3 separate regions of the Homo sapiens genome follow, and regions 2 and 3 are each linked to region 1. A link is a contact called in ENCODE Hi-C data. All regions are on one chromosome and are shown on one strand. Each heading gives the region's core, a stretch centred on a gene start or an enhancer-like site at or near the end of the contact. The rest is flanking DNA. Distances are from core to core; before and after follow the strand shown.

What was found. Hi-C counts contacts between places; a loop is a spot of excess contacts on that map. Pooled maps may share reads with other maps.
Region 2: a map with no recorded cell type shows a loop between it and region 1 (6-fold over the local background). The contact joins two enhancer-like sites. A Hi-C loop is called at or near these places in 2 of 37 single-sample maps with no recorded cell type and 4 of 50 pooled maps.
Region 3: a loop to region 1 is called in a map with no recorded cell type, with 3 times the contacts of the local background. The contact joins two enhancer-like sites. A Hi-C loop is called at or near these places in 2 of 37 single-sample maps with no recorded cell type and 3 of 50 pooled maps.

The regions. Positions count from the first base shown.
Region 1 is chr3:189,562,258-189,566,227 of GRCh38, reverse strand. No RefSeq gene overlaps it. Among named protein-coding and RNA genes, the nearest start is that of TP63, 67 kb to the left of the region's middle. Within about 2 kb of position 2,232, at least 3 of the 41 ENCODE cell types and tissues checked have a DNase peak (open chromatin) inside an H3K27ac peak, as active enhancers do.
Region 2 is chr3:187,772,100-187,776,069 of GRCh38, reverse strand. No RefSeq gene overlaps it. Among named protein-coding and RNA genes, the nearest start is that of BCL6, 29 kb to the right of the region's middle. Within about 2 kb of position 2,114, at least 4 of the 41 ENCODE cell types and tissues checked have a DNase peak (open chromatin) inside an H3K27ac peak, as active enhancers do.
Region 3 is chr3:191,251,056-191,255,025 of GRCh38, reverse strand. The region is part of intron 4 of OSTN (osteocrin); the gene reads right to left. Among named protein-coding and RNA genes, the nearest start is that of OSTN-AS1, 18 kb to the right of the region's middle. Within about 2 kb of position 1,830, at least 3 of the 41 ENCODE cell types and tissues checked have a DNase peak (open chromatin) inside an H3K27ac peak, as active enhancers do.

The DNA.
Region 1 (3,970 bases), core at 983-3,482:
CCTGCCCACTCTCTGAATATGTGTTTCTACCAGTATCAATATGATGGTTGTCAAACATCTGGCTGCTGAAAGAATGGTCATGAATGGAAGAAAACTTTTGCCACTATCTCTTTGTTTAGTTTTCAGTACCCCAGCCAATCCCAGAAAACAATACACTGCATCTTCACTTCTTGAGAAGTTCTTGTGACCTCTATCCTCAAACAGGATGAGGGTCTGTTCCTCTTTAAAACTACCTTTACCTGGAAGAATTAATTATTCACTGGAATCTAAGATCTGACTATAGTCACCATATTACTTATTATTTTATGTTCAACAGGCTATCTATAAAGTCTGGGGACATACATGATATTACCTTATCAGTTTTATATATTGGCGACATTCTTGACATGCATATATTATTAGGCATATATGCTTATGTTTCCAGACTTTATGGACAAGCCATATTTTTTCATGCAAATTCTCTTGTGGACTGTATATCACTAGAGTTCAGGGCTTTGTCTAACTTATTTTTCTATTCTCAGCATCTAGCACCGCTCTTGGCATATTTTTGAAGTCCAGTATAGGTTGCTAACTTTGAAAAAAAATTATAAAATTATAAATTTAGAATAGGAAACTTTATTTTTTAATAAAAAGGTTACATCCTTCAAAGTGGTCATCCTGCAGGCTGAGAAGCACAGGCCCTTCAAACGAGATTGGGTAGGAGCTTTATGCTGAGTGCATTGGCTAAACATACATATTCAACAGGTTACGAGAGGAGGTGAATATTCATGAAGGTGGTCCGGACGCATGTGTATTGAACAAACATGCATGTTACATATGACCCACGTTCATATATAGAACAAAGAAAGAAAGAGAAAGAAAGAAGGAAGGAAGGAAGGAAGGAAGAAAGGAAGGAGGGAGGGAGGGAGGGAGAGAAAGAAGAAAGAGAGAAAGACAGAAAAAGAAAGAAAGAAAGAAAAGAGAAAGAAAGAGAAAGAAAGAAAGAAAGAAGAAAGTTCACCTTGGAGTAGGGACAATATTTAAATGTATTATAATTAGTCCCTATCCATCTAAAGGTCTTTTCAGGACACAAGGAATTCCAGTCAGTGCACAGCCTCTGTAAACCAACCAGAGCCAGTCCATGGTCAGTGGTCTTCTTATCAGAAGAAAGTTACTGAAATCAGTCACTTGTCCAATCAAAGCTATAATTATGGCAGGTAAAACAGTGAGGTCAGTGAGTGTATGGTGGTGAGCTGAAAATTGTCTTAATATTGCTTCTTTCAAGACCAGTGCTTGTTTAGATGCTAAAGAAAAGCCTTGTGGCATGGTTAGAACACAGTTTATTCTTTAGTGCAGGCATGTGACTTAACTCTTGCATGGCATGGCCTTAGGTCCTGTTTATAATTTGATAGTCTATTGTCATAAAGAGTCTGTTCTGTCAGTCTTGTGGTCTCTATTTTAACATTAATGCTGGTCAGTTATGTCTAAACTGCAAAAAGGAGAGGGGTTAACAGAGTATGTTTGACCTCCTGTCCCATCATGGGTCATGGCTGGAAACTCAGTTTTTAGGTTTTTCTGGAATCCCTTGGCCAAGAGGGGGCCTGTTCAGATGGTGGGGGCTTAGGATTTTATTTTTTGTTTACAAGGTCATCAAAATGAAATGTAAGTTGATTGCTTTTAATGATGCCTTTGTCAATAGATTCAACTGAAGAAATGATGGGGATACTGAACACAGATCCTACCAAGGGTCACTTCACATTTAAGTGCGGAAGTAGCCTTCCCATAGTCTTAGGCAGCAAACTCCAGGCTCTTAACTCCAGAAGCAACCTCGGTGTTAGGTCTTTTTTGTGGCAGATGGATAGAGGTCTCTTCAGGATAGTTGTAAAGGGTAGGCTACAGAGATGCTTGAAATATGAGACATTGCCCTGTAGTCAAAATTCCAACATTGAAGTTAGAAGCCTAAGGCCTTTTACCCAGAGATGCCAAAAAAAGGATATAATCCCAGAAGGTCAGGCTGTCCCAATCCTTGTATATGGATATACGTGAGAGGGTGTAGTCTCCCTCGCTGTCATTCACAACCATTCACTTGGACAGGAAAAGCCTCTGTGAACATGTTAAAATAAAACTTCCCCCAGGCTAACCAATTGCAGCAGAAATGCCTGTGGGTAACCAAACCCACAGTCACATAACTAGTAAAATGATTCAGTAAAATTAGTCAGTCTCTCTTTCCATTTCCACACCGAGGCAGAAGAGAACAGCCACCTGTGGGCTGTTAAGTCAGCACAGCATTTGTGTAGCCAGAAAAAAATGCAAACACAGGGAATTCTCCTCCTTCCAGGAGTGCCCTTGTAGGTTGTACTTATCCTGCTGAGCTACGTCCAATTGCATCTCTAGGCAGGACAGCTGCAATTCCCAAGAATCTGAGTACTAACAAGTCCTTGAATCACCTGATTATGAAACTCATAAAGTGCTGAGATAGTGTAGGGATGGGTTTTTAAATTCTATTGTACGAGTAACGTATGCTCAATGTAGAACAATTAAATACAAATAAGAAAAGAATCGAAGAAGAAAATAAAACCACCTGAAACAAAAGCTCAATTAACATTTTGGTGTATATCCTTTAAGATCTTATGCATTATGTGTATATGTATGTATGTAACATATACACAAATAATTGTATATATAAAATCATATTTATATCAAGTGTGAGATCATGTTATACATAGTTTTACATCTGCTGTTTTCATTCCACAATTATATATCATTAAAGTCATTCCATGACAGTTAATAATATTTCATTAAATAATTGTTACAGTTGCTTAGGATTCTGTATCTGTGTAAATAACTGATTCATTCTTATTAGACATGTAAGTTATTTTTAAAAATTTATTATAAACAAAGCTGTGATAAATATTTTTTTAGCTACATCTTTCCACATGTATTTAAATATTACCTTTAAATGAATTATTAAAGTAGAACTGTGAGGTCAAGAGACAAGAAGGGTCCTGCCAAAAAGTCCTCCAGAAAGTGGGTGCAAGTTCACTCCTATCGAATTATTTGAGAGTCCCTGTATTTCCCCACAATACATTCTCCCAGATAATCATTTAAAAATCTTTAAATTTAAAAGTGAATGTATCTTATTTTAATTTTAATTGTTTTGATTACTGGTGAGGTTATTATTGTATTTTTTTTTGCCATTTGAATTTCCTTGTGAAATTTCTGTTCATGACTTTGGCCTGTTTATTCTTCATGGTATTATTGTTTTCTTACAGAAGTGTAAAAATTATACTTTAAAGCCAACAATCCTTTGAAATAGTTATTGAACATGTTTTCCTATTAATCTTTAGTTTTTAAACTTCGTTAATGATGTTTTCCGTACTATAGAAGCACCGCTTTTTAACGTGGCAAATCTATCAATTTTATTCACATAGTTTCTGCCTTTGGTATTTTAACTTAGGTAACAGAGTTCCTGCTGCAACTGAAAAACTAAAGCTAGAAAAACCACCATTTTCAAAGTCAGGTATTGCCTTATTTGAAGAGACTCTCCTAGGTAGTGACTAGCTATGGAAATGCGACTAAAATATTCTTCACTGTTTACAGTTCAGGGCCAAGCAAGTCCTATTACAGGGAAGTAAACTGGTAAGTGCAACCAAGTGACAGGAAGTTGCCAAGACAAAAATACTCAAGAAGAAAATCTCTGCATAGCATCTGGGCTTATAAACTGTGAAAGCAGCCTAATAGTATACTTCTAAATGTTTAGCTGCTGGCTTTTTTGTGAAAAATGGATGCATATTTTTATGTATATAAGCTTATTATAAATTTTATTGACATAATGTTTACATAGCACAAAATTATAAATAATAACAGAATATACAATAGAATTCTGTTATCAGTTTTTGTTAAACTCTTGTATAGCCAACCTGTGGTTGCAACTGATGGGTGAATATAACTCCAGTATGAATATTGATTGGTATTGTTTAGTGAGTAAGAC
Region 2 (3,970 bases), core at 865-3,364, 1.8 Mb after region 1:
TCATTGGGAAGATGAGTGCTATAATGTACGTAAAGTGGCTAGATCACAGTAGATGCTTAATAACTAGCATCTTATCGGGGGATCATTTTGATTTATTTGCATGCAGATACAATCAGACAGTGTTTGCATTGTTTATTTGTTGTGTTTTGATCATTTAAAAGGCCTATTAGCAATCCTCACTCCACAAGGTTGCCACCTGGGGAGACTACAGGGTTGGCTCATTTCTCTGTTCCACAAAACTTTCTATAGTTCCTGCTCCAAAGCACATTAGAGAAACCATCACACCCTGTACATACTCAACATATTATCATTGATAATAAAGAGTAAAGCACTCCACTAGGTGCTGGGAGACTTATTTTAGTTCTGGCTTCATCTCAAAAGAGCTCTGTGAACTTGGGCTAGCTGCCTACTTTTTCCAGGCCTCAATTTTCTAGTTTCGGGATAAGAAAATCAGATAAGATTTCTTCTGGGAAAATTTCAGTTCCAAAACTGTATTAGGAATTTAATTCTATGATTTTCTGACCTAGGGCATGGGTTCAAGACAAAAGAGAAGAGGAAAAACCTGTAAAAATGACTAAGGAGCTAGGACATAATAACTGTCCATCTCATTTCCAAGAATGTGATATTGACCTGGTTTTCACATGATCCCCTAGAAGCCAAAATCAAAGTAGACCAGATCTAGCTCCCTTCTCTGTGACCAAGGGAAGATTCCCATATAAGCCTTTATCATCAATACCTAAATCTATGATTTATAAATATTCCTCTAGTCCTGTCAATAGATGTGTACTGTGTGCGGCATATAATTTTGTCTATCCATTTTGCTGACCAAAGACTTACATATAAGTTGAGAGTGGGGGTATATTCTGTGGTCATAGATCCTATTTGCATCCATTGAGGTCAGTAGCCATGCCCATAGCCCCCAGATATCATTGGTAAGTGCTAATTTGCTGTGGTAAATTTCTTCCTATAATTGAACAAATAAATAAGTCCAAATTTAAACTCTTCAACTTCTAAATGTGATCAACCATGGTATGAGCCACCTTGGAAGGTGGAGAGTTCCTTGCCCTGAGATACCTAAGAAAAATCTGGATAGACACTTTGGTAGGGGCATTATATGTTGGAGATTCAGATATGGAGTAATCCAAAAATTTTATGATTCTTTGGTTCCATTTACTCTTACCAGGCCCACTCTGGGAATGTGAGTAATGAGTTTTATTTTTGGATATATTAAAAAACAACAAAAACAACAAGTTGTCCTACCCTTTTGGGGAAGAGAGAGAAGCCCGCTGTGCACATGGGCTAATTGAGTCTTTTAATACTAAAGACACTAATATTCCAGGATTCTGAGCCATGGGGTTCTGCATAATGCAATTTAATTAAATATAGATGGCAGCACTGGGGAAAAAAATGTGTAATAGAGGTAACTGACATGCCCAAACCTGGACCTGGCAAACAGGAGGGGCCAAGATCACCTTACTGGTATTTGCTGTGGTACCTGACAATTACCTGCTGGCTCTCTTCTCCTTGGGTCCTCTGCGAATCTGTGAACCCTGCTTATTTTGTGCTCAATTCAGTGCCCACGGCTCAACGGATTGTTCTATGACTAGTCCAGTCCTTCTCTTGGCATGCTGCCTACTCCATGTCAGAAGTTAAAAGGTTGCACTTCCTTAAAATGCAGTATTTTCCAACAGAACCTGCATCAATCAACCAATTAGTATAACTACGCATGCACTGCTCACGGCTCCATGCTGGCTAATGATCACTGGCTTTGTCTTATGCAAGGCTGGTCTTTCCTCGATCCAGCTAAGAAATAACCACTTGAAAGGAAGTGCATGGGGAGATTTCAAACACAACAGGAAGAACATCGTGTCAAATTGCCATAGTCGTACAAAAGGCAGCATTTGCAGCATCTGTCCATACCTGGTAAGAGTGATGGGTCTCAGTTTGAACGCTGGGGTGTGGAGGGTGACTCAGGAATAAAAGAATGGCCTGGTGAAGGAGTGACTGAAGAGGCTTTCTGCCCTAACTCTCACTTCTTGGGCTCCTTAGCAGGCTCTGTAACTACCTCATTTTCCTGATTTCTATGACTTACCCTGGGTCCGTGCTGATTTGCTGCCTGGATGAAGGAGTAGCACAGACCAACATCGGTAGGCGTGAGAGTTGGGTCTGTGCACATAAAGAAGGGTTCAGAATCTGTACAGGACTCACCCTGGCTTCCGGCAGAACCTAAGACGAGGGAGAGAGGCCCATCCCTGGTGTACCTGAAAGGCCAGGTCCGTGCTTGTTAATTAATGCAAGGCACAGTGCTAAGGCCTGGCTTGCCCCGCTGTTCTCTCTCAGGAGCCACAAATGGGTGATAATACCACTAGTTAGAGAGCAGGGCTCACGTCTCTGCTCCTGCCCGCTCCTGTCTGGGTTTGCTATGACCGTCTCTGTTGGAAGAAAACTATTTGGCTCTAAACTAAAGTAAGTCTTATTAACCATCATCCTTTCAAAGAACACGATTGTATTGTTCTCTTTCTACCCTCTCTCCTCTTGCTTTGTCTTTCTTTTGGTTGTTTCGTCTCTGGTACTTGTTTAAGTGGGGGATTTAAATGTTTGGCGTGGTCACTACAGAAGCCCAGACGTAAGATCTTTGAAGCGGTTGGTGAAAAAAGGGAAGTGATACTATTGGGTGAGGGGTGACATCAAAGAGAAGCCTATGTTCTGTTCCCTACGGCGTGGCTGGGATTTTTTACTCCAAGAAAAGAATTAAACAACAACGCTTTCCAGGAAAAGAGTGACTTTCCTTTTTTTGCCCCTCCCATCTTCTTTTCCTGATCCATTCAGACATACAAGCAATTTTGTTTTAAGGAGAAGCCTAATGCAATTGAGCACTAATACTATAATTATAATTAATGAAAATAATAATATTCGAATATCTTATACCCTTTCTGTTTATCTTTGAACAACACAGTAGTAGTTACAAATGACAAATATGAATATTATCCCAGTTTTTCATGGAGGAAACCAGGGCCAGAAAGTCAAATGCCTTGCCAGGGTCATACATCTGATATTTACCATCAAAATATAGTCTCCAGTTTTTCGACTTTAGGCTCAGCATGTTTTTATCTACACCTTGCTGCCTCTTCCCACATAATCTTTTAAGATTAAGTCTTCAGATTCCAGAGTTGGGGCCATGGAGTTACTAAAAGGCCTAAGAAAAATGGGGCTTTGAAAAGGTCATATTCTCATCCTTCTTACTCTGCACTGTGCTTGAGTATTAAAAGGCTGCTTTGAAAATTCACTGGCCCATGATTACTTGACTAATGCCAGTAATAAAATGCATATATCAAAACCACACACTTTTATTTGATTTTTCTCAGCCCATTACTTGTCTTAGCTGAGTGGCCAGCTATGTGTAAGCCTGAATGGTAGGAAGGTTTTCTGGAAGCAATGACCAGTTATGAAGTTTCTGTTGAGATCCAGGGAGCAACTTTAGGTAAGCATATTTTTGTTATCATTCAGAGGGACAAGAGATAGACCTTACATCCAGTTCATCAGTGCCAGAAGGGAGCTTTGCCAACAGGGTCTCCTCTTTGATCACCACCTGGATCTCCTCTGGAATCCTGGGAAGGAAAGTGATGGATGTTGATCAGAATGCTGCTGTGGGCAGGGTTTTGAAGAAAACTAACCAATTGAGTGTGTCTGGCTGTGGGAGAAATTTTCCAATTCCTGCAAATAAGGCCAAAATTATGGGACCATTTCTCTCCTCTTTCCTCCTCTTGATCATTATCAGCATCATAAAATCAACCATAGGTGTGACTCTAGAGAGATGGAAGTACGGCGAAGAAGGAACACTCAGCCAAGGGGCGTGGAGTCCTGGTTCTCTCCAGGCTCTTTGTGGTCTTGGACAACAATTTGACTTTGTGCTCTTTAATGTTCCCATTTATTAAATGATGAGTTGGACGATACTGCCTTTGACACTTCC
Region 3 (3,970 bases), core at 581-3,080, 1.7 Mb before region 1:
GCGCCGAAAAGCCTGGGGACAGCTGAACTAAAGAATGTCACTTTCTGACAGGCCCAGGAATCTCAAGTTATTTTAGGACCCTGAGAAGAGAGAAATTCACCCAAATTCATACAGGTGTGTACAAGCACAAATAAATCTTTGATTTGGTTAACCTCAAGAAGCTTTTGAAAGTCTAATCTGAGATTCCTTATAAGGAAAGTCTCAGTAAAGCCAATTTAAAAAGACCTTGTATGGCCAATCACATTTTTGCTGTACTTCATGCAAATAATCAGACCAAGTAGAATATATAATATGACTAAAACTTATTTTGCAAATAAATAAGGACTATGACTTATCTTTGGTAGAAATGGGGAAGTGGAGAGAGAAAAATTATCTTTCAAAAGAAAACTATACAGACACCTGTTGTTAGATTCTAGCCTTATTCATTGTTTTTGAGTTTTTATTATTTGCCTATAGTTTGGACTGAATCTTGAATTCTTTCTTGGCTACAAGTCTCCAAACTAAGGTTTTTAATTTTTTCTTCCATTTTTTTCTAACCTGAAATCTCTAGAAATTAAAACTGTGCTTTTCATAAAGCCCGGCAGACTGAAGTTAGACAATTTAAATTTTGAGAGAAATAACAGCCACTTATATGTAAACAACCTTCACGCCTGCTGATACGGACTTCTCAGAAAGTTCACTTGAAACCCTATTTTGTAACACAATTCAGAATAATCTGGCATATTGCCATTGCATTCTGAAGATGCTTCAGAGACTCTAGAAAAACTAGTCTATAGACTGCTCTAGACAGTTTTTAACCTCTGTTTAACCCTTGTTTTTTTCTATTTCCTTAGAAATACTTCTTATTAAAGATCTGTTTATCTGCATCACATATAGAGGCCTAGTCCAACTCCCATGCCACCTTCTGGAATGGGACACAGCTATTTAACTGAACTGATCTATTCTCAGGACTAAGAGACTGACTAAACAAGACTTGAGATAATATATTTAAATTTACTTTTTTCTGTTTATCCCAATTTGTCTTTCCATCTTTTGTCTATTTCTATCTAACAACCTCTAATCCAAATCTCTCCAAAGCTGTTAGTTTGGCTTTTAATATGTGAAACGCTTTTTAAGTTTCAAAGTGGGGATTGAAGTAAATAAAAAGTATTTTACTCCAAAATATATTTCTTTAACATATTCTGAAGTGATCCTGAAAATGTGTCTTCTGTGGGGGAAATTTGCATCTGTAGATCTGTAGAGAATTTGCATTAATGCAACCAGCCCTTCCCTTGTCCAGATCTAGGAAAGATTAGCTGAGAGTTTGGTACCTTTAAACTACTGAAAATAAACATTCACCATCTAAATTCTCTGAGGGCTGCTGCCAATGAGGTTTCATCTACATAACAAATCCACCTTTGCTAGCCAAGCCTCTTCCATTCTCTCTCCCATAGCCTGTCTTGAAACTATTATTAAAACCTGGTTGTGGTCATGCTGAGTCTGCATTCTTTCTGTAACCTTAAGATGTTATATAAGCATCTATACCCCCTGGAAAGTTGAGGTCTTCATCCTTAAGCCTCCCAGGTATAAATGTTAAATAAATTTGTGTGACTTTTCTCGTATGTATCCATCTGCCTCATGTCAGTGACTGTTAGCAAAACCTCAGCGGGCATTTGGCCCCTATAGTAGGCATCATAGAGCAGCTGTTCCAGACTTCACCTCGAATGAAGCAAAACTTCCATAATTAGATAGCAGTTTTACTTTTAATAGGAAGTGTTAAAGTGAAACCCGGAAGATGAAAACCCACAAATAAACCTGCTCCAAAAGTAAATCCATCAACCTGCACAGAAGTGAAACAAAGATTTTTGTAAAGTGCGAGATACCATTTCTGTTCGTCTTAGAAATGTATAACCAATGAATTTAGCATCCAACAATGAAAACTTAGCACCAAGAAGGCCTTTTGGGTCACGAAGAGAATGTTGGCCTATAAGTCCAAAGACCCGGACCCCAGATTTTGCTCTGCCCAAGAGTCTATAAAATTTGGGACAATTTCCTCTTGCAGCTCCATTTTCCTGAATTGTTTTAAAAAATGGGGTTGGATTAAATGAAACTTTATGTTTTTGAACCTCTCAGCTGTATTACTGTGTGAACAGTATTTAATGACTTTTAAGCTGCTCTCTGTTAAATGATACATCCCCTGTTTAATTCAAAGGAATATTGTTGACAGTAGATAAAAATATAAAAAGTAACTTTGAAAATTAGATTGGAAATTAGAAATATATTATCATCTCATGTCTTTTGTTATTCATAAACTACATAACATGAAACTTCACATGAGGAAGTAAACAAATGTCTGAGAGAAATCTTGGTGACAGTGATGGAAAATAAATAGAAACAAAACGGTCGAACAGGTGAACCCACAATGACTGATGAACGGGAAAGAGCAAATATATGATAAATTCTTTTCTAAATCGATTCTTTTGTGATATTCTCACCTTGAGATTTTAATATAAGAACAGTGATTATCAAGATGCTTAACAAAGTTTGCTAAGAGAAGGACACAACATACAAATTTGGATTTCACCCAACAGTGATTCAGGAAGCATTGTATTAATTCAATTGTCTTCATAGTTTGGTAGTTGCTGAAATTTCTATGGTCTCAGTCTTCATATAAAAATTCAAGGCTGAGCCCAGTGGCTCACTCCTGTAATCCCAGCACTTTGGGAGGCCGAGGCAGGAGAATCACAAGGTCAGGAGATCGAGACCATCCTGGCCAACATGGTGAAACCCCATATCTACTAAAAATATATTTTTAAAAAAGTAACTGGGCGTGGTGGCGCACGCCTGTAGTCCCAGATGCTTGGGAGGCTGAGGCAGGAGAATTGCTTGAACCCGGGAGGCAGAGGTTGCAGTGAGCCGAGATCACGCAACTGCACTTCAGCCTGATAAAAGAGTGAGACTCCGTCTCAAAAAAACCAAAAAAAAATCATATGAAAATGAGTTCTCTGTATAATTTGTTTAACATAACTCGTTGTGGTTGAACTAAAAAATGTTGAAATGGGTGATAATCAAGGGTGGTAAAGGTATATGTGGAAACCAATCAAAGTTAATTAATTTTATCTCACTGTCATAATGTTCTCAGAACATCAAGAAACTGGAGGACTCAAAGAGTTACTTGGTTTTTAAACAGCAATTAGCTAGTTTCTACTCAAATATAATGTGGCAATTTTTAACAACCTTGAAGAGTGACCATACTTGGTATATCTCTAGATACGAAGAAATAATGTTCAACCTGTTTTGAAGATGATGCTGATTAAAAGGCAGTGTTCTTGGCAGTATTCAGTAAGTTCTCTTGTATCTATAGACATTCATTAACTGCAGAGGTTCATTAAACAACTCCATGATAATGAAATTTATTTTAACTGAGTGATTTTGAGAACGAGAGAGTTGAGAAAAAATACTGACTATTTATTGTGGTTTTAGAGCATGAGGAGGAGGGAAAAAATGGGATGATTTAAATTAAGACAAGATCAGGGCTAATATGATACTTTTGGGGCCTCTAAATTATTGGTCTAAGGATTATCTCGAGAGAAGCAGAAGGCAAAATTCCCTCTGCTCTAGCCTCAGATTGTTAAAGCAGTTCCAGTTTGTCTTATTTGTTAGGGAGCGGGCATGCACCTTCTATAAGTCCTATTGGAAGAAAACATATTGCTAAGATTTCACCTTCAAAAAACATTTATTTAGTGTTTAAAGGATATGTATGATTAAATGCTGTGTTTAACATACCCACTCAGGATGTAACCTTTCTGGATTTTAATTCTATGTGTACCACTTATACTCTATGTGGCACTGTAAGTTAATATTTCTAAGCTTTCCATTTATTTGTATAATGATAATATTAACTAATACTTATTAATAAATTAACATCTCAGGTACTATTATAAGTGCTTAATATGTATCTATTTAATCCTCAGGACAATGCTATATGGTA